Regions from separate parts of the Homo sapiens genome. Here region 2 is linked to region 1. A link is a loop called in an ENCODE intact Hi-C map of the cell type or tissue named here. Cell type or tissue: dorsolateral prefrontal cortex. All regions are shown on one strand. Links, peaks and the distances in the headings refer to the core of each region. The heading gives the core; the rest is flanking DNA.

The links. A loop is a pair of places that touch in the nucleus more often than their neighbours do. Peaks named below come from ENCODE experiments on the same cell type or tissue, not always from the same donor. Only the 100,000 strongest peaks of a DNase experiment are listed, where the experiment ranks them.
Region 2: a loop joins it to region 1, with 2.2 times the contacts of the local background. A loop is called at or near these places in 7 of 110 quality-filtered maps.

What each region holds. Positions count from the first base shown.
Region 1 is chr17:15,380,074-15,393,798 of GRCh38, reverse strand. No RefSeq gene overlaps it. Among named protein-coding and RNA genes, the nearest start is that of TEKT3, 45 kb to the right of the region's middle. In dorsolateral prefrontal cortex, for the core only: no CTCF peak of the experiment used is centred there; DNase peaks (open chromatin) are centred at 9,203 and 9,578; H3K4me3 peaks cover 1,118 bases; H3K27ac peaks cover 1,378 bases.
Region 2 is chr17:15,481,459-15,497,666 of GRCh38, reverse strand. All of the region lies in intron 4 of TVP23C-CDRT4 (TVP23C-CDRT4 readthrough), which reads left to right. Among named protein-coding and RNA genes, the nearest start is that of CDRT3, 19 kb to the right of the region's middle. RefSeq lists enhancers at 6,538-6,832, 6,122-7,321. In dorsolateral prefrontal cortex, for the core only: no CTCF peak of the experiment used is centred there; a DNase peak (open chromatin) is centred at 6,856; H3K27ac peaks cover 3,142 bases.

The DNA of each region.
Region 1 (13,725 bases), core at 5,591-13,590:
GGCCAATGAAGGCGAAAGAGAAGGAGATGAAACTAAAAAGAACCACTGAGTTCAGGTTGTGCAAGACTCTGCACAATGAATGAAGGAGTCTAGAATCTATTCCATATGCAGTGAGGAGCCACTGACTGTATCTAGGTAAGGAAGTGTCCTGATGAGAACAGAGCTGAGTCGGATAGCAACGAAGGCAGTGAAACCGGTTGCAGGGCTGTTTTAATATCTGGGTGTGGAAAGGGGCGGGAATGAATAAAGCCAGGGGCAGAGGGAATGGAGAGGAGAGAAAAGAGCCTCAGATATTGCCCCCAAGGCATTTTTCAGATAATTCTTCTGAGAGACATTTTATTAGGAAAGGAAGAATAAGAAAACGTATTGGAGACTGGAGCACAGAAAGAAGAGAAAAGAGGGATCACTCAGAAGAATGAGGGGTAGAGAATGGGGCATTGGGGGCATCTGAAGATTAATCAGCTACTGGATAAAGAATGGGATTCTATGATCTGCCTCCTTATATATGGTCAGTGTTCATGGTTGGTGGTGCATGAGGCATACTCACTCACTACTTTTCTGAGACAACACTAACCAAAATCACCTAACATCCACTAGATGAGAGAAGCTATCTGCTGCTTGTTGTCATTGAGAGGTAGTAGAGTGAGAAGATCTCATTGGCTCCTCCAGGCAGAGCCTGTGGGGTCACCCTTGCAGAAGGATGGATACAAGGATCATCTCACTCTGGGAAAAGTAATTCACATTTAGCAAACTCGTAAGGGCCTGATATGCCAATGAATATGAGGCTATAGTAGGATATCTATCTCTATGGCTTCATATCACTTTCCAAGGAACTTGTGTTCTACGATCAAGACACCTTGGGATCTAGTAGTCAAGAGTGTTTTGTGAACAAATACTCAGAGCAATGAAAAAATTAGGCTTAGAGGTTGTCTTGCATTCACTGGGAGACATATTACTCCACTATGGGCCACACCAGTGTTGGGTTTGGTTGAAGTTGTCAGATGCATCCCCTCCCTGTCTCCTTCCACAATGGAGAGCTGAATAAACACAAACACACTTTCTAGATGATGTTTGGACCACACATCTTTGGCTACACCAGCATTACTTGGCCAGGGCACAGTTCTTAGCTCATAGAATGAGTCACATCTCTTCTCTGCTGTAGCTTCCTCCTCTATAAAATAAAGGCCTCAGCCACATCACGATGAAGTCAACTCCAGCCCTAACCCTCTAGGATGTTATGAACACATCTTACTACCTTGTGGTCACAGGGCAAAAAGCATCACGCCCAGTCTTGAATCCAAGGGAGTGCCCACGGGCAAGCCTAAAGGACTGAGTCAGGAGCCAGACTTAAAGAGTTAACCCACGCCTTCTCACTGGAGCTTGAGGACACAGCAGCTGGGAGATGTCCTTGGCAGTTGCCTCGACAGTTTTCTGGGATTGACAACAGTGTTTTAGCTGCAGCAGCCAGAACACCGTATTCAGCTTGGCTCTGGATAATCTGTCCAGTTTGCCAAATCCAGAGGGGTCCGTGGTTCCTGGTCAGGGTCCTTCATGGTTAGACTTCAACTGGAACTTCCCATAAATGAATGAATAGAAGAGGCAGAAGGAGTCTAAGACTTTTCATACCTGGACCCCTTGCTGTATCTCCATCAAGCAAGGTGTGAATGCCTAACTTACTTGCTTTCATATGAAAATGTATTCTTCTTATTTTCTGCCTAAGAGGGATTCAACTTGTGTGTTAAACTGTTACCGTGTTACTATAATAAATGTCCGAGGCTGGGTAATTTATAAAGAAAAAAAGTTTAATTGGCTCTCAGTTCTTTAAGCTGTAGAGGAAGTGCAGTGCCAACATCTGATCAGCTTCTGGTGGGGCCTCAGGAAGCTTATGATCATAGCGGAAGGCATGAGGGAGCTGATATATCACATGACAAGAGTGGGAGCAAGGGGGTGTGTGTCCCACCCTCTTTTAAACAACCAGATTTTGCATGAACCGACTGGATGAGAACTCACTTATAACTAAGGGGATGGTGCCAAGCCATTCATGAGGGATCTGCTGCAATGATCCAATCACCTTTCACCAGGCCCCACCTGCAACATGAAAATCATATTTCAACATGAGATCTGGAAGGGACAAACATCCAAACCATGTCAACTTACCCACAAATTCTCTTCTTCCCCAGGTAGTACAAATAGGAAGTCCTTCTCACTGCCAGGATGGAACTGTGCTGGCTGGAGCATGGGTCTGGCCCAGGCAACTCTCTTAGTTGTCCAAGCCCCAAGGCCCGTGGTCATCTGTGTGGCACGTCTTTGTGCCCAACACACCCCTGGACTCTGTTCGACAATGGTATGCCAGTTCCGGATGCTGCCAGAGCCCTGTAGAGTGATATGTTTCTCATCCCTCTTGTCATGCACTGGAGTTCAGGCCAGCTGGGGCCTCCCCTGGGATTCACAGGTGCTGACCACTGTGCGTTTGACCATCTGTCAGTAAAGAAGCAAGTGCCAACTCCCCTGTTTCTTGGGTGCTCACATCATGGAGACAGCACATCGTCCACCATGTGTTATCATCTGGAAATGAAAGGCTCTCAAAATTAGAGATTAGGATTATCTGGGCAAAAGTCAGGTCTTAGGAAGGCGGAGATAGGTATGGGTTAGCCTGAAGTCAGGAGAGGGAGGGGGAGGGCTGGGCAGCATACAATGAAGGGCTGGCATCTCCCCTTGCTCAGCCTCTGCTGAGAGCTGCCTGTGCCACGTAGATGTCTCCCTCTATCTGTAACCTCTTCTTCTTTCAGGTAGGATAATATGAAAACAAAAGAGAAAAAATGGGGTGTTTTCTATCTTGCATTTATCAATAAGGCACCCTCTCACACAGTCAAACTAGCCCCCACATTCAGTGGGCACTGAGTCCTGTTGTTTCCAAGGCCTCAATATCTCTTAGATCCATCCTTCTCCAATGCTGACCCGTCCACCACCTCTCACCGAGAGCGTCATGGGTGCTACCTGCTACTGGCCTCACTTCTGTGTATCCTCTATGTTCTTGCCAGAAAGATTGCTCTAAAGTGGGACATAATGGTGAGGACTTCAGTTCTCCACTGCACAAATCCTTTCCATGTCTCTCTACTGCCTACAGGTGCAAGTGCAAACTGGGACATAATGCTCCCTGGACCCTGCTTGGCCTGGCCTTTGTCCATCAATCCAGCTGCACCTCTGACCATCCCTCTTCTTGCCACAATCTGCCTCATTCAGCATGAGCTCAGACCGTATAGGGTATTTCTCGTTCGACTCACATTTGCACAAAATCGTTGTCCTTCCCCTTTTATCCTGGTGAAATCCTGTTTGTCCTCTAAGAGTCTGCCCGATTTCCATTGTCTCCACAAAGCCTCTCCCAACTGTCTGGGAAAAGCTTAGGGGGTCCTTCCTCAAGGCCACCACTGTGTGTGGCACTGAGCGCCAGGATAGCTACCGTCCAAGTTGTATTTTGTTTGTTTGCATCTAGTGGAGAAACCCAACTTGGAATGATATTTTTTGTCTTCATATTCCAAGCACCTTGTACAATGTGAAGCATTAATTGGGTGCCTCCAACATAATTTTATTTAATGAATTCATTTACAGAAAAAAGGAGAGTAGTAAATAAAGAGGTGGAAATGTTGAATGTGCAGCTGATAGAAGAGGAGATAGAAGGTTCAATACCAGGGTAGAAATCTGAGAGGGAGAAAACTATACCAAAATAGTGTTTGGATATTTTAAATAAATGTTGACTTGGATATGCAAGGAATAATGGGGGAATGGAGACTTTTTTTTCTCTCCATTTCTAGAGTTTTGGTTGGGGACCAAGAGGTCAGAAATGTAATGCTGCACTTTGCCTAAACAAAGCCTTGGCTTTGTCATCTGTGAGTGAGGGGGAAGGTCCTGGATGGGTGGGAGGGGAGCCAACAATGGCTTTTTTACACCCTTCTTTCTGGGCCCCGCTAGTTGAGTTTGCCAGCAAGGAAAACCCTGGGGCCGGTCTTCATGAATCGTCTATAGAGGAGCAAGAGTTACCCCAGGGGTGAAGGTTATAGGACATTCCAACTCCAGACAGCTTTTGAATTTTATCTTGGACCTTCTCTCCTTCAAATATTCAAACATATTCAAAAGGTACCTGCTGTGTGCAAGGCAGGAAGGTACCAGGCACCTGCAGATGACTAATATATGGTCCCCTCTGTTACCAAAGCCATAGACTAGTAGAGAAATGTAAATATGTGTAAAGAGATAATCCAGCAGAACCCAATGAGCCATCAAAGTGCTATGGGAAGAAAGAGAGAAGGCTCACTAATTTAAGATTAGGATTAGATGTATGCAACAGAAACCCAAGAAATAACAGTGACTTACACAAGATAGAAGTTTATTTCTCTCGCACACACATTGTCCAGAAGTGGGTGATTCAGGCTGGAGGGCTCATGGGCATCAGGATGCCAAGCTCTTATCTTCTGCTGCACCATCTTCAGCACGTGGCTCCCTCATTATTTAGTCCTAGATGGCTAACAGAACTTCAGCCAAGACCTCCACATTCCAGGTGACAGAAAGGAGGAAAGACAAGCCCCTCTCATATCGGGCAGCTCTTTTAAGCAGCCTTCCTTCTGTAAGCCCAACACAGCACTCCCACTCATGTCTCAGTGGCCAGAACTTGGTCTCATGGCCATAGGCCATACTTAACTGCAGGGAAGACTGGAAGTAGTCTATTTTTTTAAAGTTAACAATGTACACATTTGGAGTTCTGTTACCAAGGAGGGAAGGGTTAATGTAGTCAACTAGCAGCTTTTGCCACACTAACCCCATTTGAGAAGCTCTGAGGAGTCCACTTGGATCATAAAATTAACCTTACTTAAGATTCTGCGTCTCTCTCCCAAAAGGGAAGTAGCGCCCGAGCTGCAGGCAAGGCTTGGGCTTTTGCGGGAGGTGGGGCATGGCAGAGCCATGGAGATTTGCAGCTAGGGATTTGCAAACTGGCTTTTAATGCTTGAATTCTGATACACACCCCTTCTCCCTGCCAAGACAGAGTGAGAAACACATAAGAACCTACCAAATCCTCCTCACTCCCAAGGCAGAGCTCCCCAGTAAAACTGAACAGTTGAATGTAGCTTTGATCCAGGAGACCTCATTGATTCCTGCTCCTCGGATCTAGGATGGTCTGTCCAGAGTAGATGGGACTGGACATAATCACCCAGGCTTGGAGGCAGAGGACTGGAAAGAGAGCCCATGTGTGGATATCCTTCACATTTCGTTCAGTGACTACCCATCCTCTTGTCAAATTTCACCCGATGAATTTCTCAGACTCAGACAGATCAATTAGATGATCAGCCCCTCCTCTCTTGGGAATCATCTCACGAAGGTTTCAATAATTCCCTGACCTTCCTGGCTCAAGTAAGGGGAAAGAAGGAAAAGGATTCTCCCCTGTTCCATGAGGTGTGCTAGAAAGGGCACTGGACCAGGATGCTTCAGCCCTGGACTTGTATCTTACCTGGATCATTCAATTGCTCTGAGCTCGAGTTTCCTTCTCCATGACAGATGACAGTAGCTTCTGTTCTCCTTGCCTTGAGTCTGTTGGGATGATATTATTATTATTTCCAGTTCTTTTGATACAAACTCCTAAGAGGATCTGATAGGAAGATATAGAAACATGAAGGAAATCCATGCAGTAACAGTTCAGCAAGTCAAGAAGCACACACCGCTGTAAGGAACCTAATCCTCAAGAGCTGGGGCAAGAGATACTGGAAAGAATTGAATAGTGCCGGGTATGTTGGTGAAATGGAAAACTTTAAGGCAAGCTGTGCTGTTGTTATTGTTGTTCATTTAACAGCTTTATGGAGGTATATGTGATACATAATAAACAATTTGTTGTTTCTTCATATACTATACATGCATATATATCTGTGACAAAATCAAGATAATGGACATATTTATTACACTCCAAAATTTCCTTGCCCCATTTTGTCATCCCTCCCTCCCACTCTTTCCTGCTCTAACCCTTTCCCCAGGGAGTTATTGATCTGTTTTTTGGCACTATAGATTAGTTTTCATTATCTAGGATTTTACACGAAGAGAATCACACATTACAGTATGTATTCTCTTTTACTAAAGCATAATGATTTTAAGATTCATCTGTGTGGTTGTGTGTAGCAATAGTTTCTTCTTTTTTTTATGGCTGAGTAGGATTCCATTGTATGGGTATGCGACAATTTGTTTATCTACTCACCTATTGAGAAACATTTGGATTGTTTTAAATTTTTAGCTGTTAGAAATAACACTGTTATAAACTTTTTGGCACTGGTTTTGGTAGACATAGGCTTTCCTTGATCTGGGATTGTCATGTAGACATAAACTTTCATCGCTCTGGGATAATTACCTAGAAATGAAATGGCTTGTCCATATGGTAAGAGTACGTTTAATATTTTTATGTTAAACTTTTAATTTTTTGAAAATTATAGATTTACATGCAACTGTAAAAAACAATATCTTTCTCATTTTCCCCCAATGGTGTCATTTTACAAAGTTATAGTAGAATGTTACAACCAAGATATTGATATTGATATAATCCACTGATCTTGTTTGGATCTCCCTAGCTCGTTTGTACTCATTTTTGTAGATTTGTACTTAGTTCTATGCAATTTTATCACATGTGTATGTTTATGTATCCACCTCCTCAGCGAAGATACAAAATAGTTCCAGTCCCACAAGGATCATGTGTGCGCCCATGACATCCACACTCACCTCCCTTCCCCGCGACCCAGCCCTGCCCTTGGCCCTGGAACCCACTAACTTGTTCCCATCTCTCAATTTTTGTTACTCCAAGAATGTTATGTAATTGGAATCATACAGTATGTGACCTTTTGGGATTGACTTTTCTTCATTCAGAATAATTCCCTTAAGATTCGTCTAAGTTGCACATTCATCTCAGTCTGCACATGCGAGTTGTGCCTTTTAATCATTCACTAGTTGAGGGACAGTTGGTTGTTAGTTTTTGTCTGTTATGAATTAAGCTCTTATGAACATTTGTGTACAGATTTTTGTGAAAATAAGTTTTCATCTCTCTGGGCTAAATATTCAAGAGTGCAGCTGCTGGGTTCTCTGGTAGTCGTATGTTTAATTTTATTAAAAAAACTGCCAGCCGGGTGTGGTGGCTCACGCCTGTAATCCAAGCACTTTGGGAGGCCCAGGAGGGCGGATCAAGAGGTCAAGAGATCGAGACCATCCTGGCCAACATGGTGAAACCCCGTCTCTACTAAAAATACAAAAATTAGCTGGGCGTGGTGTAGTCCCAGCTACTTGGGAGGCTGAGGCAGGAGAATCGCTTGAACCCTGGAGGCAGAGGTTGCAATGAGCCGAGATTGCACCACTGCACTCCAGCCTGGCGACAGAGCAAGACTCCATGTCAAAAAAACAAAAAAACAAAAAACAAAACAAAAACAACCAAAAACTGCCTAATTGTTTCCCATAACAGCTGTACCATTTTAGATCCCCACCAGCAATGTGTGACTAAACCAGTTTCTCCACATGCTTGCCAGCTTTTGGTGTTGTCATTATTTTTTATTTTAGCTATTCTGATAGGCGTGTGGTGAGATCTTATTTTGGTTTTAATTTGCATTTCCCTCCTGGCTCATGGTTTTGAACATCTTTTCATGTGCTTATGTGTCTTCTGTCCATCCTCTTCAGTGAAATATCTGTTCATGTTTTTTACCCACTTTCTAATCAAATTGTTTGTTTTGTTAATTTGGGGAGTTCTTTATATATTTTAGATGGTAGTCTTGCCAGATATATGGTTTGAAAACACTTTCTCCCAGTCTCTAATTTATCTTTTTATACTCTTAACATATATTTCAATTCTGAGAAACTGACAAACTGTTTTGCAAAGCGGTTGCACCATTTGACATTCTATTAGCAAAGTTTGAGAGTTCCAGTTTCTCTACATCCTTGCCAACACTTGGTATACCAGTCTATTTAACCATAGATATTCTAGTGGATGTGTAGTGATAGCTCATTATAGTTTTAATTTGCTTTTCCATAATGGTTTAATGGTGCTGAGCATCTTTTCATATGTTTATTTGCTATCTGCATATCTTCTTTGGTCAAGTGTTTGTCCAACTAGTTTGTCAATTTTTATTGAGTTTTCTTCTTATTAAGTTATAAGAGTACTTTATATAAGGACATACAAATCATTTATGGGATGTATGTATTGCAAATATTTTCTCCTAGTCTGTGGCAAGGCAAGCTATGCTTTAAGTAAACATCTTTTCCTTATGAGAACTGGGTTTTATTTTATTTATTGGGAGAAAAACAAACTATTCTATTCATTTGACTGGAATTAAGACAAGAGAGATTAAATTGTTTAACCAGTAAAGCAAATACTGGCAAGCATTTCCTTCTGTTACTGGAACAACACGACAAAGAAGCAAGAGAAGCCAAAGATTGACAGGTATTTTCTAAACGTTTGCTAATTTTATTTAAAATGAGTTATCATTTTTTTTGCTCTTTCATCATTTAGTAATTGCTATTATTCTTATTTGAATTTAATTATGAGTGAGACTCTGCTTCTTATAAGGCCATTTGTGTTTCTTTTTTTCTGAAATGGCTGCTTATCTCCATTTGCCATTTTTCATAGAATTATCTTTCAAAAATTTATGTATGACCTCCTTATGAATTAATATCTGCATATATATCTGAATACGAATTGCAAACATTTTTCCAGTTTGTGGTTTTGTTGGTGGTTTTTTCTTTTAAAATTTTTATATTATTATTATTATTTTGTAGAGATGAGACCTCCCTATGTTGCGCAGGCTGGTCTCAACCCCCTGGGCACAAGTGATCCTCCTGCCTTGACCTCCCAGAGGGCTGGGAATATTGTTGTTTTTTTCTTTTTCTTTTTCTTTTTCTTTTTTTTTTTTCAACAGAGGAGTTTTAAATTGTATGAGAAGGATTGTGAAGGGTGAGAGATAGAGATAAAAATCCCAGATACCTGACAGGGACCTCGCCTTTCCTTCTCGTACTGGGACTGCCAAGATGAGAAGAGGGCTGGTTATTAGTGGAAAGGGTCAAGAGCCATCTGAGCTTGTTCAGAAAAGAATATAAGGAAGGAGAACAGATCTGAAGCTTAAGAAGCCCCAGATTCTAATCACTCTGCTGCTGTCACTCAGCACCTGACAGGGTGCCAGGCAGCCATTCCCTCTGGGCTTCTGTACTGACATTTTAAAAATGAAGGGTTTTGTGCAGATGATTTCTAGAGTCTGATTCAGTTTCGATATCATTTGCCACGGGACTGTAGAGCCATCGCCTTGGCATCTATCAGCTGCTGGGATTCCTCAGGCAGACAGAATCAGGATATCCATGACATTCAAGTTAGCCTGGAAGCTTGTAAAGTATCACCCCATTTCGACTTTCTCTTCCGTCAGCTCTTCCCCTTGTTTCCCCTTACTGACTTTGCTCAAAATATGCAGCTTGTGGGGGAAGGGACAGGAAATTGCACAAAAACCCTTGGATACTCTTGGTTCCAGGGGGTTGGCAGGGAGGCAGAAGGGCGAGAGCACTGCTTTTGGAGCTGGATGGCTTTAATCCCAGCTCTGTCCTCACCAGCTGCGCGACCTTGGATGTGCTACTGAAACTCACAGCATATCTGTTTCCTCTTCCGTAGAATTTTCTTAGCTGCCTTTCTCTTGGATTATTGGAGGACCACTAAACAAATGTATAATTTTTCACCTATTACAATAATAAAAAAATCAGCACATATAAATGAACTATGGTTCATTTATAGGTGCTTAAGTTTCTTGTTGATTAAAGGAACACATAATAAAGAAAAGGGAAATTAACACTCATTTATCATTAGTGGGAGTTTTAAATGATAGATTATTTTTGGAGGCCAATCTGTCATTATTTATCAATAACTTAAAAAACTCAGCAAGCCTTTTAATCCAGCAATTCCCCTCCTAGGGACACTGTTTTAAGAAAATAACCAAAGAGTATATAAGGGTATCTGATGTCACAGGTATAATAGTGGAAAAACTGGCAACATTATAAATGCGCAATAATGGGGTATTGGCCAAATAAATACTGGTTCAGTCACAGTGGATACAATGGATACAAGATGTAGCCACTGCAAAGGTTATGCTAGAAGTCTACCATTTGGTTTAGGGAACAGGCTTTGGTGCCTGGGATGAAGCCTGGGTCTGCTGCTTGCTAGCTCTGTGGACTTTGGCAAATTTACTTACTCTCTCAAAACATTAATTTTCCCATTTTTAAAGTGGTTGTAATGATGCCAACCTCACTGGGTCAGGAAAATCTGACAAGTGCTTGAGAGAGCTGCGGGCAGGCTGCTGGAGCCCCAAGATGGCAGGAGTGATCAATTCACGGGAAAAGATGGAATACATAAAATGAAATAACATATATTCCAATTATATACCTGATATAATTCCTAAGGAAATCGGTAAAGGAGTTTTGCACCGTTTGGTATAGTTTGATGATTTTTCCATAAAGACATATGATCTGGGCCTGAGGTGCAGTTTTACTTAGTCTGATAAAAGTTTATCCACCAAGAGTGAGCTACATCCCTTTTGGCTGAGTCTGCAATATGTTCCCATCAAGGGACTTTGGATGCTAACTGCTTGGGTGGGGCCAGAAATGCAGCATTAGTGACTCTCAGTGCACCCTGGAAAGCTAATAATGGCAATAATAAAAACTGACATTTTTATTGGGCACTTACTGTCTGCCATGCACTATGCTAAGACTTTCCACAACACTATCGTAGTCACAGCAACCCTGCAATAGGGAACTATTTATCACCTCTATTAAGTGAAGTGGAGGTATAGAAGGGTTAAAGAAAAGTGCCCAAGGTCCCATGGCTATCAAGTGGTATAACAAGGAGCTACTATATTCAAATGTATTGGCTCCCAGCCAGGGGGTTCTGACCAAAAAACACCTTGACAATATCCAAGGACATGTATTAGCAATTAGCTTTGTTAATCAATGTGATCTTGTGCATGTTTCTTCAATAAAATGGCAATCTTAATCATGCCCATTGTGAGGAAGCAATGAGCGGACGCATAAAAAGCATCAGGTGGAGCATCACAGCATAAAAAGCACCACAGCACCCAGGTGGAGTCATAATTTACCAATTTATGTTTTGGCACTGTGTCCCACAGATCTCGGTTGCAGAACCCTTCCCAACAGGGCTCCAGAGATCACCACCAATGAACGCGAGCTGATATGGTGAACTGATGTATTTGCTATCCCTGTGCTACTATTTCCTAGGTGATCTGATGCTGTAATTTCAAATGAAGATGCAAGCTGTGAATGTATGTGGCTATCTTTTCCCATTCCTGGGCTGAAAGCAACTTCCCTTATAAGCCTTGTGCCATCTCCTGCAAACTGTCTTGCTCTCGTCCTTCTTTGGTCACCTCAATCATCCTTGGAAAGAGGGACAGGGCCAGCTCTAATGTTAATAAGGGATGGTGGGAAAAATAAAGTTCATTATTATTATTATTTTTCCAAACACCAACTCTAAGCAGAAATCTTCTTTCTTTTGATACCTTCAAGAATCTTGTTTACTAGATGAAAGTAAACTTAAAGTGAATATTATTAATTCTTAGTAATAAATCCTTGAAATTACTGTTAATGATGTTATTTGTACGTTTTCTTATCTCTTGATTCTCAGCTACTCTCTAGCCATACACATCAGTTTGCAAATTCAATCTTATGAAAAGGAGTTTATTTATTCTCTAAGAAAATGGAATTGTGATGTGGATGAGGTGTCATCTGATGGTGGTTCTTCTGCTACATGGTCCAGACTATAAGGCAGGTGCATTCTTGAAGACTTCTCTGGGGATTAAACAGCTATGTATGACACAGTGAATCATATCTTTGAGCTCTGGGCCAAAAAGGTATGGCCACACATTGTGTAAACATCAGCCTCGTTCCCATTTCCTACTCTTCCAGTGAGCAGAGTATCAAGCTTCATAAAAAGCAAATGATATATGGAAGTTCAGTGGAAATAAGTTATTACAGAAGTGAATGGGGAAATAGTCTCAGAAACTTCTAGAAACTCACAAGTACGCATATTTATTATCCAACTGAATATTCTAATGCTTTATTTGATTTTTTTCTTTGTTAGATGGAAAATGGGGGAATTGCTTCTGCTTTTTCAAGTATGGAAACGCAGAATGGGGTCTTCTCAGTTTGGGGTTTTCTTTCTCTATCTCCCTCAAGAAAGGCAGGGCAGGGGAGGGAGGTGAAGAAAACCAGCTGATATTTATGGGCATTTATTCCATGCTAGGCACAGTTCTGAGAACTTTATATATTTTAACTCTTTTAGTCCTCATGCCAATCCTATGTAGTGAGTACTTTTATTGTCCAGTTTCATAGGAAATAAAGCCAATACATGAAGAAGAATTTGGCCACTTAGTATGTGGTCAAGCCAGGATTCGAGCACAGGTAGTCTCCCTCTAAAACTCTTGCTCTCAACGTGTGTATTATTCTGTTTCCTTATTCAAGACCATAGCTTTCAAACTACAATCAATCCTCATTATTTGCGGATTCTGTATTTGTGAGTTGGTCTGGTCACTAAAATGTATTTGTCACCTCAAGATTCAGGCAGGGCACGGTGGCTCATGCCTGTAATCCCGGCACTTTGGGAGGCCGAGGCAGGCAGATCACGAGATCAGGAGATCGAGACCATCCTGGTAAACGTGGTGAAACCCCATCTCTACTAAAAATACAAAAAAAAAAAAAAAAATTAGCCAGGCGTGGTGGCGCATGCTTGTAGTCCCAGCTACTCGGGAGGCTGAGGCAGGAGAATGGCGTGAACCTGGGAGACAGAGCTTGCAGTGAGCTGAGATCGCACCACTGCACTCCAGGCTGGGAGACAGAACGAGACTCAGTCTCAAAAAAAAAAAAAGATTCATACTCATGCCCTTTGTTCGGCTTCACAGACACACATATGCAACAAAGTGGCAAAAAAATGTCAGTGTCTGAGATGTAAACAAAGTCTTTGCTTTCCTGTTTTGGCTCTCAATACTGTAAATGAGTGTCCTTTGTGAAGTATTTTAGGTATTTTAGTACAATATTTTAACTTTTTTTGTGCTTATCGTTGGTGATTTATTGTTTTTAATGGCCTCCAAGCGTAGTGCTGAAATGCCGTCTAGTGTTCCTAAGTGCAAGAAGGGTGCGATGTGCCTTATGGAGAAAATGCTTGTGTTAGATAAGCTTTGTCTGGGCATGAGTGATAGTGCAGTTAGACATGAAGTCAGTGTTAATGAATCCACAACATGTATAAACTAGGTGTCTTTAAAAGAAAACATATATGAAACAAGGCTTTGTACTTATTGCTTGGCAAAAATGTCAAGATGACAAGAACTAACTGTATTTATTATTGATTATCAATATATTAATATTTGTAAAAATAACTGAACTTCAACAGTATCAAAATGTTTCATTACGATGAAAACTCTAAAACAGAATGGGAGAGTTACTCCTCAGTTGGAACTACCTTTAAACCTTCTCCTGGCCCAGCGTGGTGGCTCACACCTGTAATCCCAGCACTTTGGGAGGCCAAGGCGGGTGGATCACCTGGGGTCAGGAGTTTGAGACCAGCCTGGCCAACATGATGAAACCCAGTCTCTACTACAAAAATACAAAAAATTAGCTGGGTGTGGTGATGCGTGCCTGTAATCCCAGCTACTCAGCAGGCTGAGGCAGGAGAATTGC
Region 2 (16,208 bases), core at 3,293-11,292, 110 kb before region 1:
GAGAAAGTCAGTACTGGACAAACAAACAGCATCACCAGTTTTTTTTTGTTTTTTTGTTTTTTGTTTTTTTTTTTTTTTAGAATGATAGCAATGGATAAAAGTGGTCTGCACTAGGAATTAGAAGACCAGAGTTTTATTTTCAATTCTAACTGACTTGGTAACAATGGGTGGGGCACACTGTCTTTGGGTGTCTGAGTCCTTATCTGCAGAATGAGGTCCCTAGACTGGATAATTTTGGAAACACTTCTCAGTTCTAAGGTTTGATGAGCTCTGTAGTTGATTTATGTGAGTGGGGTGTGTGTATAATTTTGGGGTAAGCTTTAAAGGATGGCTTTAAAAATGATGGGAATTGTGTAGTTACGCCCTCTCCCCCTTGCCAGGAGAAAAAGACTTGCTTTGACTATAGCTATCACTTGTTGGGATTAACTTGCTGCTTTCTGGGAACTTGCATCTGTATGGAAATTTCAAGATAGAACTTGTCTGAAACTGCTTATTTTCTTCTATTGAAAAGGATCCACAGGCTTCTCAGAACTCCAGCTTCTTTTAACCACCTCCTCTTTCCAGTTCCTGCCTTCACCCTGGTTTCTGTAAAGGAACTTCTAGTGCTTCTGAAGACCCCAACGCTCAAATGATCTGTTCCAAGGAAACGTTCTAAATTACAGATGTTTGTTCTCGGTGCTCTCCAAATGTCTCTGAGGCCAAAGCACTTCTTGCATAGTCATTGAGCACGTGCTTGTATGGTAGTTAGAATGAAAGCCAAGGCAAAAATAGCTGTCCTCAGGTTTTGGTTTTTAATCGTCTGATGTTGGTGACTCCAGGGTAAGTATTTACGCACTTGAGCTTTGTTTGCCCCATCTATAGAATAAAAATCCACATTTTATTTTCAGCCTCTACATTTCTGCACAAATTTGGTGTGTAGGGTGGGTGGGGGTTGGCTCCCATTTTCAAGCCTTGTAACTTGGCTTTGCAAGAAAGGAAGCTTTGTTTATTATAATCATTATAGTATTACTATCATTGCTAGAGACTAGAGTCTCAATCCTGAGGTTCAGTTTCACTTAATACCAGAAAGCACAGTCTTACCAATTGAGAACTCAGTCACTTCAAGAATTTTCTGTGTTTCTTTCTTAAATTTAAGTCTAGAATTCTTCCACCTCCCAGTGTCCTTCAGGAAAGGTATCTGAGTTCGGACACCCATTATCTAACAGTGGGGCAGGGGTGGAGTGGGGTAGTGGTGAGAGATGTCAGTCATAGGGATGTAATAGGTCTGCACTGGTACCCAGTGATGTGTCCTTATCCCTGTCTGGTCTTGAGTCATGTGGTCCCCACTGTATCTGCTTTGGCATCCTGGCCTTCACACATCAGGTCTGCTGGCTCTCAGCTCCATCCCTGCTCCCCTCTGTGCTACATGGGAGAACAAACATGTGGCTGCTCCCTAACCCTGAAGGGTGTGTGGGACTCTATGAAGTTACTTCAGGCTCAGAAGCCTGGATACCCCATGCAGGATTGTCTACTCCACTCTCCTGGTGGCTGGTCTCTTTCCCATTGTGGGGTTGAAATATTATCACTTGAGATTAGAAGCTTCTTATGGAGGAGAGAAAGATGAAGGGGAAGCAAAAGAGTTGTTAAAAGATAAACTCAGGCGCATTAAAATGTTAACACCGTTATTTGAGCATTCAGCAGTTCATGAACTGGGCAGCACTGGATGACAGGTGTTTGGGTGCTACACAGCAGCGGCTTCAGGAGAACCTTTCATAAAGTGTTTAAGAAAGCAAGACAAAGAAAATATTTGATTGGTTAAAGTGGAGAGTCCCTAGATAGAGGTTAGTTGGCTGTTTCTGATTGGTTAGGCTTACGTTTTATTTCACTGCTTGCATTGAGTTGGGTTCTGATTTGCTTACGTAGGAACCCAAGATGCTGCAGCTGCCTCAGCCTGATAGCCTCCCAATTAATTATTTTAACACAGTTAAGCTTTGTTAGAAGGCCTCCTGCCCCCTGCTCTCTCTCACAAGGTTAACTACAAAGCACGAAGTTAGGAGGTGGATAAGAGAGCCCCCAAATGGCAGCAAGCCCACCTCTGAACTCCATTCCCTCCCAGTGGGAATGTTGCTTTTGCCTTGAAAAATCCATCTTCAAAATATCAATGTGATATATCACCCACGTTAAGCTAACTTGAAGTGGTAAAAATGGCCTTTCCTGACATAGCTTTCATCAAGAAAAAAAAATTAACTTGAGTTCTCCTTTCAAAACCCCAAGTAAGTACTTTTCCCTTTGAGTGACTGCATTCTTCTGAGTGGGAAAGGAGAATCGTGAACTTGGGCTCATTTCTTCGCAAGAGAAGTTTAAAAGATGAACTTTCAGTGACCACAATGTGACCATATCCCCAGTTTTCATGATTTATTTCGACAGTCAGTTGTTGGCCTAACCTCTGCTAATCAAGCAGGCTGTACCAATATCTAGCTTTTCATCATATGGAGGGCAAGATGCCTTCTGAGCTTCATGAATCAGAAAGTAATCATTATCTTAGCTACAACAACATCTCTTCTTCTACAGCATCAATTTTAAAAGAACAAAAAGTCTTCAAGACCTTCATTTATCATTTTCCCTCCTCCTCTCCTCCACCCCCCCCATCCCCTCCTCTGTCTCTCCTCATACAGCTGGTTCATGTTCTGTGTATTAGTGGTTGAGATCAGAGTTTCTCAACTTCAGCACCACTGACATTTTGGGTCAGAAAATTCTTTTTGGGGGTTGGCTTTTTCACTGTAGGATTTTAGCAGATTTCCTGGCTTTGACACACAGACACCAGTAGCACTCTCTTGTCCCTCTTCCTCCTCAGCTGTAACAATGAAAAATACTTCTAGATTTAGCCAGATGTCCCCTGGGGGGCAAAATTGACCCCTGTTGAGAAGCACTGGCTTAGACAAATTACAGATGAAAACATCTGCAGTCACTGTCAGTAGTAAGTGCTCTTATACGTGGTATTACTGATATTATAGTATCCAACAATATCATCTGATAAAGGAATTTGCCTATTAATAAATTAGAATAAAAGCCAACTGCTTTATGCTAAGCTCAACATTTATCATGGAGTCTCTTTTTCCAGCATCTTACAAACAGTGTGTACTGTTTTTGCTACTTGGGTATAATTTAGAAGATGTGTCTATATTTTGGTTTCTTCTCTTAGTGACCAAATTAATGAGCTTTTTTCTTGGTAAGTATTATTTTGCACTTGTTCTACAGAAAATTAATTGACTTCCCAGGGAGTGGTTTAATATAATTTCTTTCTTTTCTTTTCTTTTCTTTTCTTTTTTTTTTTTTTTTGGAGACGGAGTCTTGCTCTGTTGCCCAGGCTGGAGTGCAGTGGCATGATCTCGGCTCACTGCAAGCTCCGCCTCCTGGGTTCACGCCATTCTCCTGCCTCAGCCTCCCGAGTAGCTGGGACTACAGGCGCCCACCACCACTCTGTATTTTTAGTAGAGATGGGGTTTCAACATGTTAGCCAGAATGGTCTCGATCTCCTGACCTCGTGATCCGCCCTCCTCAGCCTCCCAAAGTGCTGGGATTACAGGCGTGAGCGAGACTCTGTCTCCAGAAAAAAAAAAAAAAAGGACTACTGGGAACACACTGTTTGCATACGCTTTTCAAATATGTGAAAATGTAGTGAATAATTGGACTTGTTACCTTTTCTTTGGATAGCACTATCTTGCCCAGTGTGGGCTGCTGTAACAAGATGTGGGTTAAACAACAGACATTCATTTCTTGCAGTTCTGAAAGATGGGAAGGCAGAGATCAGTGTCTGGTGAAGGCCCTCTGCCTGGCTTGCAGATGGCCAGGCATCTGCAGAGGGAGAGAGAGAGAGGAAGGGAGGGAGAGAGAGAGGAGGGAGGGAGAGAAGAGGGAGTGAGAAAGGAAGGGAGGGAGGGAGAGAGAGAGGAAGGGAGGGAGGGAAAGAGGAAGAGAGGGAGAGAGAGAGGGAGAGGGGGAGGGAGAGAGGGAGGGAGAGAGGAAGGAAAAGAGGAAGAGGGGGTGGGTGAGGGAGAAAGGGAGGAGTAGGGGAGAGAGAGCAGGAGGATGGGAGAGAGAGGGAGGGAGGGAGAGAAGGGGAGTGAGCAAGCACACTTGCTCTGGTCTCTTTATCCCCTTATAAGGGCACTAATCCCCTTCATCAAGCTCCAGCCTCATGACCCAATGACCTCCTGAAGGCCCACCTCCTAATACCAGGAATGTTGGTGGTTTTCACACCCATGTAAGAAAGGCTAAGTTAGTGCTGTTAACATTAATTTAGATGAGAATGACAGACCCCAAGATAGACAGTACTGCAAATGCCTATGAGTTCCTTCTCCAGGCTACACAGCAGGCTCCCTGAGGGCAGGAGCAGGTTTCTGGATCCCTGTGAGTCTCCCCAATGGACTCCCAGCACAGGGCTCTGTCCCAAAGCGGACAAAGCTCTTGGCATGACAGGGTGAGACTGCGTGGCGTTTCTGTTCTGGCTGCCTGTGCCGCTGGAGATTCACATTCACCAAAGAGTGAAGCCCAGAGTTGAAATGCAGACAGACAGGTCCACAATGGCCAGGCCCTGTGGGGTTTAGCTGCACAAATCCATTCTTTTGACAAAGATTGGTGCTCCCAGGGCGTAGCACAGCTCAGCAATGGAAGCTGACCCCCCGCGGTGGCCCTGGCAGCAGCCTGGGGCAGGCTGTGCATGCCATGCCTTGCTCTCTGGGAGGGCACAAGGCTGTGCTTTCTGTTCAGCAGCTGTTCCTCTTCCAGCTGATTCGCTTCTAACCTAGAACCAGGCTTGGACTAGGGGGCAGGGGGCAGGTAGTCTGCTCCTTCCTGTGACCAGTCTCTAAGAACACACCTGTCTTCATGTCCCTTGGCCCTGCTTGCTCTCTGATCAGCCCAAGACTTCACCCACGTTCACGTCCATTTCTCTTTGGGAGTCTGGGGGTCCTTCTGTGGGGGGCTTGAGCATCGCTGCTCCTTTGGGTGACTCCCCATTGCCCTGCCGCAGAAGGAGCAGGATTGTAATTGATGGTTTTCCATCTGGAGCACAGGTACGTCTTGGGGAAATGGGGATGTGAAAAATAGAAGTAGGCTCATTTAAGAACTATTTTGTTTTATGTCCATTTTTGAAAAGTCTTACTGAAGGGTGCACAGCATTGGTTAGGAGGATGGTTTGGGTGTGGTTCTAGGGGACAACCTGCTGCTGGGAGACCTGGGTGGCAGGAACAGCAGCTGTAGTGATAGTGAGATGATGATGATGATGATGACGATGATGACGATGATGATGATGACGATGATGATGATGGCAATGTAACATCTATTGCACACCTACTGTTTCAAAATCGAGTAAATATACTCATTAGTTCCCCACAATCCTACTGTCATCCTTGTTTGACAATTGAGGAAATTGAGACCTGAGAGGTTGAGAGGCTTGTCCAATGTCATGGGCTATGAAGTCAAGATACCAGGTATTACTCCTGGCTACGGGACCTTAGAGAAGATGCTCAAGGTGGTGGTCTCCATAGTTGAGAAATCAAAGATGGATTGGTTGACTCCCAGATGTTTTTTTTTTTCTCTAGCAAATGTTAACAAGTTTAGCCCAAGCTGCCTCCTTACATATTTTAAGTTCCACCTAAACATTCCGCTGTGCAGATGATAACCTAACTGGATGTGTACAGAGACTGTAACCGAGGCTTGTAGCCACTAGCCCAGTGTCAGCCCATCAGAGCAGCTGAGTGTCAGCTAATCACAGGCGATCAACTGCTCAAACTGTGTTCAAATCAGGCAGACACGGAGCCGTAAGCAGCCTAGCTGTTTCTGTTTTCTGTAGATCACTTTCTTTTTCTGTCTATAAATCCTCTCCGACCATGCACCAGAGTCACTGTGGGTGTGCTGAGTCTGTCTAATTCTTGAATAATTTTTTGCTCAATTAACTCTATTAAATTTATCTAACGTGTTTTTTTTAAACACAAATATTCTCTTATAATCTCTGAAAGTCCTTTTATTTAGGCCAAACCCTAAAAAATATGCGTGAAGTGGAATCTTCTCTCTGTGCTTCTTCCCTTCCCACGACTCTCACCAGTCTTACTCCAGCCCCTGAAGGGAACCAGTGCCTTTGCATAATTTACTGTTATTTTTGCTTCCATAAGACGTTTCTTGAATCCTTCCCTTATACCAAGGAGTAAATGCATGACAAAATGTTGGAGCATTTCTTTTCTATGTAATGATGAAATGACAGGCAGCAGCCAGCAGGTAGTAGCAAATAAATGTCTAGCATCATTCCAGTTTTAAAAAGTCTGTTTTTCCAAAAGTTTCCCATCCTGCCCCCATCCCCAGTTAAAAGTATGAGAACAGTAAGGCCTAGAAAGGGGCCTCAACCATGATTATGAGTTGTCTGTAAACCTGGACCAGAGTTCAGGTCTCCGGATCCTCCATCAGGAAATCACAGGGTGGGGTGAGTAACATGAAGCCGGCTTCCACTCTGGGATGTCAGATTCCTGGCATGGGGTGATGCAGGGGGCTTGGAACATTCCAGAGGAAACAAAAGCGAGATGAGCAGAGACAAAGAGCTGTGAACACCAGGTTCAAAATGCATGAGTGAGGGTGTTGGAAAACTTCCCAGGGGTGGTGGCTGCCCAAGTCAAAGGACACCAACAGGAAATGCAAAGTCCCAGGGTCCCAGGGCTAGCAGGAAGCTTTGCCTCCAGGCTGTGGTGCTTGCTGGGCCTCTATGCTTCGAAGAGCCGGCCCGAGGTGACTCAGATTTCCTGAGAAGCCTCTTATCACAGCCAGCACAGACATCTGTGCCTTTCCTCGCCTGAGATGTCACCAGCTCAGGGCCACTCCCTGCCCCAGCCAGATCAATGGGCCTTTCACGGCTTCTGAGGGTGGATCCTAGGAGTGCCCCTGTGACGAATGCTCAGATGACTGCCTCTCTAGGATTTCTGTTTGTTTCTGCTTCGCAGTCTTCCCTCCACCCAGAAGCTCCCGAATGTCCAGGAAGAATTGACTAATTCTCTCCATGAGTTTCTTGCCCACAGGACGAATGGAGCCATTGCTGTAACAACCTTATTTTCCACTAAGTCAGAATAAGAGACCTGGACAGAAAGAGAGTAATGGCTGAGGCACAAGGAGCGAGTATTTTAAATCAGGCTTATGAATGTGCTCTGTGGATACGGTTTGCCCATAGGGAGGTGGTTTTGGGGGTTGCGAATCATACTCAAGCTGTCCCTGACCGACTCACCAGTATTCTACAAACTTACTACAAACCTCTCAAAGGACCATCTTGGAAGACACTAGCAAGGGCGTGAACAATCCCCTCTGACGTTGCTGGCTGGTGGTGGAGGCCACGGAGCCTCCCTGTGTGAGACTGTACTATGTGGTCACTAGAACGTTTTGAAAGACAGTTCTCTGCAGGCCCGGCACCGTGGCTCACGTCTGTAATCCCAGCATTTTGGGAGGCTGAGGCGGGTGGATCACGAGGTCAAGAGATCGAGATCACCCTGGCCAACATGGTGAAACCCTGTCTCTACTAAAAATACAAAAATTAGCCGGGCGTGGTGGCGGGCACCTGTAGTCCTAGCTACTCAGGAGGCTGAGGCAGGAGAATGGCGTGAACCCGGGAGGCGGAGCTTGCAGTGAGCTGAGATTGCGCAACTACACTTCAGCCTGGCGATAGAGCGAGACTCCATCTCAAAAAAAAAAAAAAAAAAAAAGAAAAGGAAAAAGAAAGACAGTTCTCTGCAAATAGATACCCCAAGGGTTATTCTTTTTAAGTTGATCTTTAGTCTTAGAGCTGTGAAGGATCCCTAAAATTCTTCCACTTTAGAATTAAGGAACTAGAGTTTTGGAAGAGTTAGGTGATTGCCCTAAACCTTTATAATGTTAGTGACATTGTTAAAACTCAAATGTGAGCTTCCTGACTCTCAATCTAAGGTGCTTTCCACTCCCCCCAACCCCCACAGCAGATCGACCCTCTTCCCACAGAGAAGGCAGTTTTTATTTTCCAAACAGCTCCTTTGCCAACCAGTAAGTTAACAGAAGATGCCAGACTCAATATGACACCATCATAGCCAGGCCAGGTTAATTCCAGATACCGGGTCCTCTGATTTAAACACAGCCTTTTGGCTGGATGCAGTGGTTCACTCCTGTAATGTCAGTGCTTTGGGAGACTGAGGCAGGAGGATGGCTTGAGGCCAGGATTTTGAGACCAACGTGGGCAGCACAGTGAGACCCCCTCCTCTACAATTTTTTTTTTCTAATTAGCTAGAGTGAGCTGTGATTGTGCCACTGCACTCCAGCCTGGGCAACAGAACGAGACCCTGTCTTTAAAAAAAATACAAAAAAATTAGCTGGGCATGGTGGCGGGCGCCTGTAGTCCCAGCTACACGGGAGGCTGAGGCAGGAGAATGGCGTGAACCCAGGAGGCGGAGCTTGCAGTGAGCCAAGATTGTGCCACTGCACTCCAGCCTGGATGACAGAGTGAGACTCCGTCTCAAAAAAAAATAAAAATGAAAATAAAAATAAAAAATTAAATTAAAAAACAGCCTTTTAAAGAAATTCCAAAGATAAAGAGAACAGCTAAGAAAAAGACACCCAAGATCCTCACCCCTAGGTTTCCAGGGACTTTCTGTCCCTAGGCAGAGATACTGAGAAGGGGAAGCGGAAAGGATGCTGCATGAAGCTCCTCGCCGGCCTGCTTGCTGGGCTGCTCACCCCAAGAAGGGAGGCCCACCTGCCTCCAAAGTGGCAGTTCTGGGGCATAAACATTCCCAGAGCCCAGCATCACACCATGCCCTTGGGAAACCCATGTGGAGGAGGCCCCATTGCTGCACCCGAGGGGCTTGCAGTCTGGTGTTGAAGACACCAGTTGATGACAGCTGTTGATGACAGCTGGAGCAATGACCATGATAAGAGCTTTCATCATAGATGTGATGTTCTGTAGAAACACAGGGGAATGAGGGGCTGAGAGTAGAGAAGGATTCCTAGATAGGGCACAAGCAGGACTGTCTTGTGAAGCATGGGTAGAGTTTCTACAGGTGGAGGAGGGGAGAGGATTCCAGGAGCTTGGGCTGCTGCACAGCCAAGTGTCCTGTCTGATGGGGGCGACGTCCCTGGGACTTGTTCCTTGGAACTCGAGTCCTTGGAGATGAGCCAGTAAAAGAGGAGGTTCTGGGGTCAAATATGTCAGGGTGGGTATCCCACTATGTGGCCTTCTTAGAGTTCCACGATGTGCAAAGCTTACTGCAGGCTCTTAGCAAACCAAACCAAACACGACAAAACCTGTTTAACCATTTTTAAGCACAGGGAATTCTCTCTTTTTGTTTCAGAGAACATCTACTTTCATCTCGGGGAACCAGGACTCCACTGGATTCATTTTGACCTAGGGCAGTGGAAAGGGAGGGGAGGAAGAGCTTTGACTTTGGAAAAGCCAGCGCCTGCTAAGGAGTTCAGGATTGCATCCCACAGGCAGTGGCAGCAGTGGTAGGACTTTTCCCCCTTATATAACATTTTTTCCTGACTATCTAAGTAATGTATATTCATTGTACAAAACTTGCAAGGCCCCAAAATCTCCCCAAACAACAAACAACCTCAGAAAAGAAATCTGGTTGCCCATAAGACAGTGCACAGAAATAACCACATAACCACTGAAGATAGATGTCTATTGAGTGCCTTCTGGGTGCTGGCCTCTGTTCTAGGTCCTGTGGATTCGACAATGAATACATCCAGTGAAAATTCCCACCCTTGTGCAAGTTACCTTCTAGTTGGTGTTGCAGGTAATAGACAAAATGAATAAGTATCTAGTGGCCTAAATAATCAGAAGGATAATGAAGAAACATGAAGCAAGAAAGTGATTGGGGAGCGTATACCACCACCATGGGCAGATGTGGGCTGCCAGGAGGGCCGCTTTGGCAAGTGACAGGGTGATGTTTGGATGATGACTTGAGAGAGGTAAAGTAGTGACATATGTCATAGTAATGACATAGATAAATGGAGGGAGAAGGAGGAGCAGGTGCAAAGATTTGCGTCTGTAGTGTGCATGTTTGAGGCACAACAAGGAGGCTACAGTGGCTGGGGCAGGAGGAGCCAGGAGGGGGACAGTAGGAGAAGTGAAGATCAGAGATTGGGGAGAGAGCGTCGGTAGAATGTGAGGCTTTGAATGATGATGCTTCTGTCTGCATAGTAGGGGGAGCCAGGGCAGAGTTTTAAAATAGCTCTACAGTGGTCCCTCCCCTTATTGACAATTTTGCTTTCCAAAAGTTACCAGCTTGAGTTACCAGCCATCAACTGTGGTCCAAAAACATAAAATGGAAAATTCCAGAAATAATTCATATTTTAAATTGCACCTCTTAGCCACTTAGTAGCTGACTCAGTTATCAAATCCACTGTGGCAGCATTGCAGTGCATGTGTTCAAGGAACCCTTATTTTACTTAGTAATGGCCCCTGGGTGCAAGAGTGGCAGTGCTGGCAATTCAGATATGCCAAAGAGAAGTCATAAAGTGCTTCCTTCAAGTGAAAAGGTGAAAGTTCTCAATGACGGAAAAAAAAACATCTGCTGACGTTGTTAAGTTCTACAGTAAGAATGAACCTTCTTCAAGCCTGTAATCCCAGCACTTTGGGAGGCCGAGGTGGCAGATCACGAGTTCAAGAGATTGAGACCATCCTGGCCAACATGGTGAAACCCTGTCTCTACTAAAAATACAAAAACTAGCTAGGCATGGTGGCACGCACCGGTAATGCCAGCTACTCAGGAGGCTGAAGTAGGAGAATCACTTGAACCCGGGAGGTGGAGGTTGCAGTGAGCCGAGACTGCACCATTGCACTCCAGCCTGGGTGACAGAGCGAGACTCCATCTCAAAAAAAAAAAAAAAGAAAAGAAAAGAGAAAAGAAAGAAAAAGAACGAATGTTCTATCTGTGAAACTGTGAAATTGTGAATCAGGAAAAAGAAATTCCTACTAGTTTTGCTGTCGCAATTCAAACTGCAAAAGCTATGACCATGATGTATGACAAGTGCTTAGTTAAGATGGAAAAAGCATTAAATTTGTGGGTAGAAGACATGAACAGAAACATGTTCCACGTTCTGACTAATGGCAATCAGGTTTGGTGCTATCCACAGTTTCAGGAATCCACTGGCGGTCTTGGAATGTAATCCCTGTGGATAAGGCGGGACTACTTTATGGAGATAGAATTCATGTACCATAAATTCACTCATGGCCAGTGTACCATTCAGTGGTTGTTAGTATATTCATAGAATTGTGTAATTTCAGAAACTTCATCCCTATTAACAGTCACACCCCATTCCTCTCTCCCCTAACCCTTGACAACCATCAATGTACTTTCTGTCTGCAGATTTGCTTATGCTGGTCATATCACGTAAATGGACCACAGGATATAGGGTCTTCTGTGACTGGCTTATTTTATGCAGGATAATATCTTCAGGGTTCATCCACATTGGAACATGTATCCGTACCCGAGTTCTTTTTATTGACAAATATGATCTTGTTATATGGATGTACCACATCTGCATGCCCCTTGCAGGGTTTGAGCAGAGGAGTGGTGGGATCTGATTTTGATGGGACCACTATGCCTGCTGTGTGGAGATAAATGGAGATGGGCAAGTGTGGAACCAGGGAGGCTGGTTAGGAGGCTGCTGAAATGTAGTTGAGGATGTTTTGGGCCTGGGTGATAGCCGTGGAGGTGGTAAATGTTGGAGCACCCCAGGACTCAGATTGGTTTCTCTTTATCTATATATACTTCCTAGGTGACCTCACCCAGTCTCTAAGTTTCAAATATCTTCTTGCAATGGACTGAATGCTAGTGTGGTAGGAGTTATTAAGAAATTATTTTAGGGTGAGTGTGGTGGCTCACGCCTATAATCCTAGCACTTTGGGAGGCCTAGGTGGGCGGAGCACTTGAGGTCAGGAGTTGGAAACTAGCCTGGCCAACATGGTGAAACCCTGTCTCTACTAAAAACTTCATCTCTGCAGCCCAAATGCCCTCTAGGTGTTTGCTTATTCTTGCTTGACCTCTCTACTCACCAATTCTCTGGTAGACACTACTTTTCTAGGCTCCTTGGCTGGGCTATGAATTAAATTGACATAAGACAGAATAGCAGGAGAAAAACTACGTTTAATTATGTATTAATTAATTAATACATTAATTATGTGGGACATGGGAGTCCCACAAAATATGAGACTTGAGAGGTTAAGTGATTGAAGCTTGTATAGCATCCTCAGCTACAGAAAGGAATAGGGACTTGGAACTTCTGGGGGGTGGTAGCGGAACAAGTTATGGGAGGGTGAGGGGAGGAAATGAGTGGCAAATAAATGTTGTCTTGTTAAACGTCTCTCAGGTAATAAACGTTGCCTGAGAGGAGTAAGTGATGGTCTGTCAGTGCTGGTGTCAATCTTATCTCCTTTCCTGTGTTCTTCCCTGGTTGATGAGATTCCTGGGGAAGGAATTCATGACAATTGAATTCCTTTTGGAGGATCTGTCCTTAGGCAGATAAGGGGAGCTCAGAGAAAGCCTCTGCCTGCATCTGCTGCTCCCCAAATGCCCTCAGTTAAAAGTAATCGGCACACCAAAGCATCAGCTTTCAGGTGGCATTTCCTGAACTTCTTCACCTCACATTTGATGCATTCCAAACAGAACTCCTAATCCAATCCCACCCCAAATCTGCTCTCCCTGCATCCTTTCTTGTTTCAATGATTGCAAGTCAACCCTTTCAGTTGCTCAGGCTGAAAACATTGCAGTCATCTTTGATTCCTCTCTCTCTTACATCTCATATCCAATTCATCAAGAAATTTGTCAATCTCATCTTCAACATATCTAGAACACAGCCCTTATCATCCCTTGCTTGAATCAGTGCAAATATTCTTAACTGATCTTCTTCCTTCATCCTTCTCAAGGGACCAAAGAGGTCCTTTACAAATGCAAATCAGGTCATGCCGCTCCTCTGCTCAAAACTCTGCAACAATTCCCCACATCGTTCAACATGAGTGCAAGTCCACACATTGGCCTATAAAGCTCTATGTGAGTTGGCTTCCTGTGACCTTGGACCTCATCTCTCACTCTTTTCCCCGCTTGCTTTCTCTGTTTCAGCTGCTTGGCCTTGTTGCTGTTCCTTGAACTTCCAGGCACTTCTCCGTCTCAAGGCCTTTGCACAAGCTGTTCTCTCTGCCTGGAACACTCTTCTCTCTGATACCCATATAGTTATTCCAGCTCATTTTTTAAAAGATATTTATTTCACTGTTACTTTTTAATGAAGCATGCTGTGTTTTGCCTGCCAAACATCACAAACTGGACACTTTCCTGAACTTGCTTTACATTTTCTTTTCTCTTAGAGCTTGACAGTACCTTTAATATCCTATATAATTTACATTTTAGGTTTGTATTTTATCAACTATTTCCCCTTGCTTGGATATAAACTCCATAAGAGCCGGGATCATTATATGTTTTATTTCTAGCTACTAGTATGGTGCCTGGCACATAATAGTCACTCATGAAATATGAATGAATCAATAAATACCTGTTGATTGGATGGATGCACAGATCCCTTGTGTTAAAATGTATTCCAGATACCTTCGTGTGTTTGCATGTTTGGCATTCAGCCTCCACCCGCTGTTTCTTTGGTAATGATATATAATTGGTAATGATTTTCCACAAGGAAAAATCTTCATCCCTCTTTCAGACCCTGTGGTGTGGTGGAGGCTGGCCCCTTCCCCAAGATTCAAGTCACTAAAACTTGATTTCAGGTCTTTTGTTGGAACTCCTGGGAAGAGAAGCCCTCCTCCAAGAGAGGACTTGAAACTGGGAAGTTGTAAGTCAGGGGCTTCTGGGGGCTACCACGTAGTGACCACTTCCACCACATAGTGACCACTTGCTGGGGAGTGGAGCCCAGACTGCGGAAAGCAGAACTTACAGAAACCTGGATGAACTGAGTCCTGATGCTGCTGCTTTCTGTGCTTAAGCCAGTGCTTATCTGTATTATGCTCCTTGGGCTGCTATCACAAAGTACCGCAAGCTGGATGTCTTCAACAACAGCACTTTATTGCTTCATAGTTCTGGAAATTTGAGATCAAAGTGTTGGCAGAGTTGGTTACTTCTGAAGGCTGCGAGGGAGAACCTGTTCCATGGCCCTCTCCTTGCTGCTGGTGGTTTGCTGGTGAGTTTTGACATTCCTTAGCTTGTAGATGCTTCACCCCAATCTTTGTCTTCATCTTCACCTGGTATTTTCCCTGTGTGCACATCTCTTTGTCCAAATTTCCCCCTCTTCTGACTCCATACCAGATTAGGACCCACCCTGATGACTTCATTTTAACTGAACTAGCTCTGTAAAGACCCTGTTTGCAAATAAGGTCACATATACACAAGTCCTGGGGTTAGGGCTTCAACATCTTTTCTGGGGACGCAATTCAACTTATAGAACTCTCTCTTGCAGCTGAGAGCCTTACATGCTTAACGTTTCAGTTCCATGTAGAAAATCTCATATTTTATGGGAAGCCATTCAAATAAAGAGAAGGAATTTCCATTTTTTTCATATAATTTTTTCACTGGCCAGAAACAAAACAAATGATCTGAGGGGAAGAAGGCAACATTGTATATTTCTTGCATTCTGTACCATATATATCTTCATATACGTACACATATACATATGAATACATATATGTGTATATATATGAATTCCATCTATGTAATTCTATTTACCCATCATCTTTCGATCATCTCTGCATTTCTAATTTAGAATGTCTCACAGTTTTTATGCTTTCTTCCTCACGTGTTTATCCTGAAATAAAAACCGTATCTAACCTGACTCTGGCTGGTCTCCCCAGAAGTGATTCTCCTTGTTTACCTGGATGCCGTTAAAACCTCTCCAGAAGATGCTGGTTTCCCAGCCCAGCAGCTTCAGAGTTACGCAGGGAGGGGCAGAGGCTGGAGCTGGCGGCTGCCCCAGCATGAGGAGCTCATGTCCCCATTGGCATCTTCTCTGTGACAGATGCCCCAGGTGCCGGGTGAATAAATTTATGTCTTCACTTCTCTGTTTATTTGGTTTCTTAGCGAGTAAACAAAAGAATGGCAAGTACCTCTTTTGTGTCAGGCACTTTTCTAGGTTTGAGGACACAACAGTGTGCAAGGAATACACAGACATGGATATTACAGAGCTTATATTCCAATAGGGTTAGCAGAGTTCCTATTTCGGTCGGGGAAGCCAGTCCAATACTGTAAAGACGCCTGACCCCATCATTTTTAGTGAGAAGTCACTAAAGGGTGGAGAAGCGTGGAGACAGCCTTGCTTTGATGTTGCTTATGGGGTGATGGGGCTGGGCTCTCAGACTGGCATGGGGTAATTCTGATTTTCTCCATCAGGAAGCCTCCAGCCTGTGTACCTCCAAATTAGGGGAAGTTGTGGGGTCCAGTCCTGCGTGCCCTCTACCCGGCTGTGGGTGTAAATGTCATCCTTCTCATGCCGAGGCAGTATTTCCTGTCACCATTGTCATTTCCACTCATCATAAACAGGGGTTGGGGGTCTGCCCTGGTGTGCCTCTTTCTTACCAGGCTTTCTTTGGATTTCATTTCACCTAGACACTCTTCCAAAAGGACACAAAACCCAGTGACAAGGCTGATTTTTAGTTTTCTTCTTTGGTTGCTGTGGTTCCTATACTCTTGATGGTTTAACCTATTTCTAGGGCTTTCTATGCCTGGAACCAGCATAGACCATGAATATTTCTGTTCCTTTATGTTCAGCAGCTTCTAGCTCCATGGCTGAAGAAAAAAATTCAGTCATTAAATGTAGTACAGACATATTTGGAAATGTAATACATGCTTCAAACATGGGATGTTTTTGAAGTTTTCTAGAAAAATCTCTTTAGCTTTCAGGCTGGGTGGAGGTTGATTCCTCAGAAGGGAGTGGGCTATTAGGAAAATAGAAATGATGTGTGCCTGTTCCAGGAAATGCGAGTTGAGAGCGGCTTCTCATCCGTCATTGAGCAAGTTTATTCGTGGTGAGAGTGGACAGCCCCAGGCGTCTCAAAGGCTCTGTCTGGGATGGGGGTGCAGTAAGGTGGGAAAAGACTGTGGTTCTAGGGAAGACCTGGGGGGCAGTCTCACCGGGCTCAGCTTCCTCATGTGGAAACATGGATTTAAAAAAATACCTATTTTGTGGGGTTGTTAGGGGTGACACAGGAGGGGCTCCACGAGAGCGCG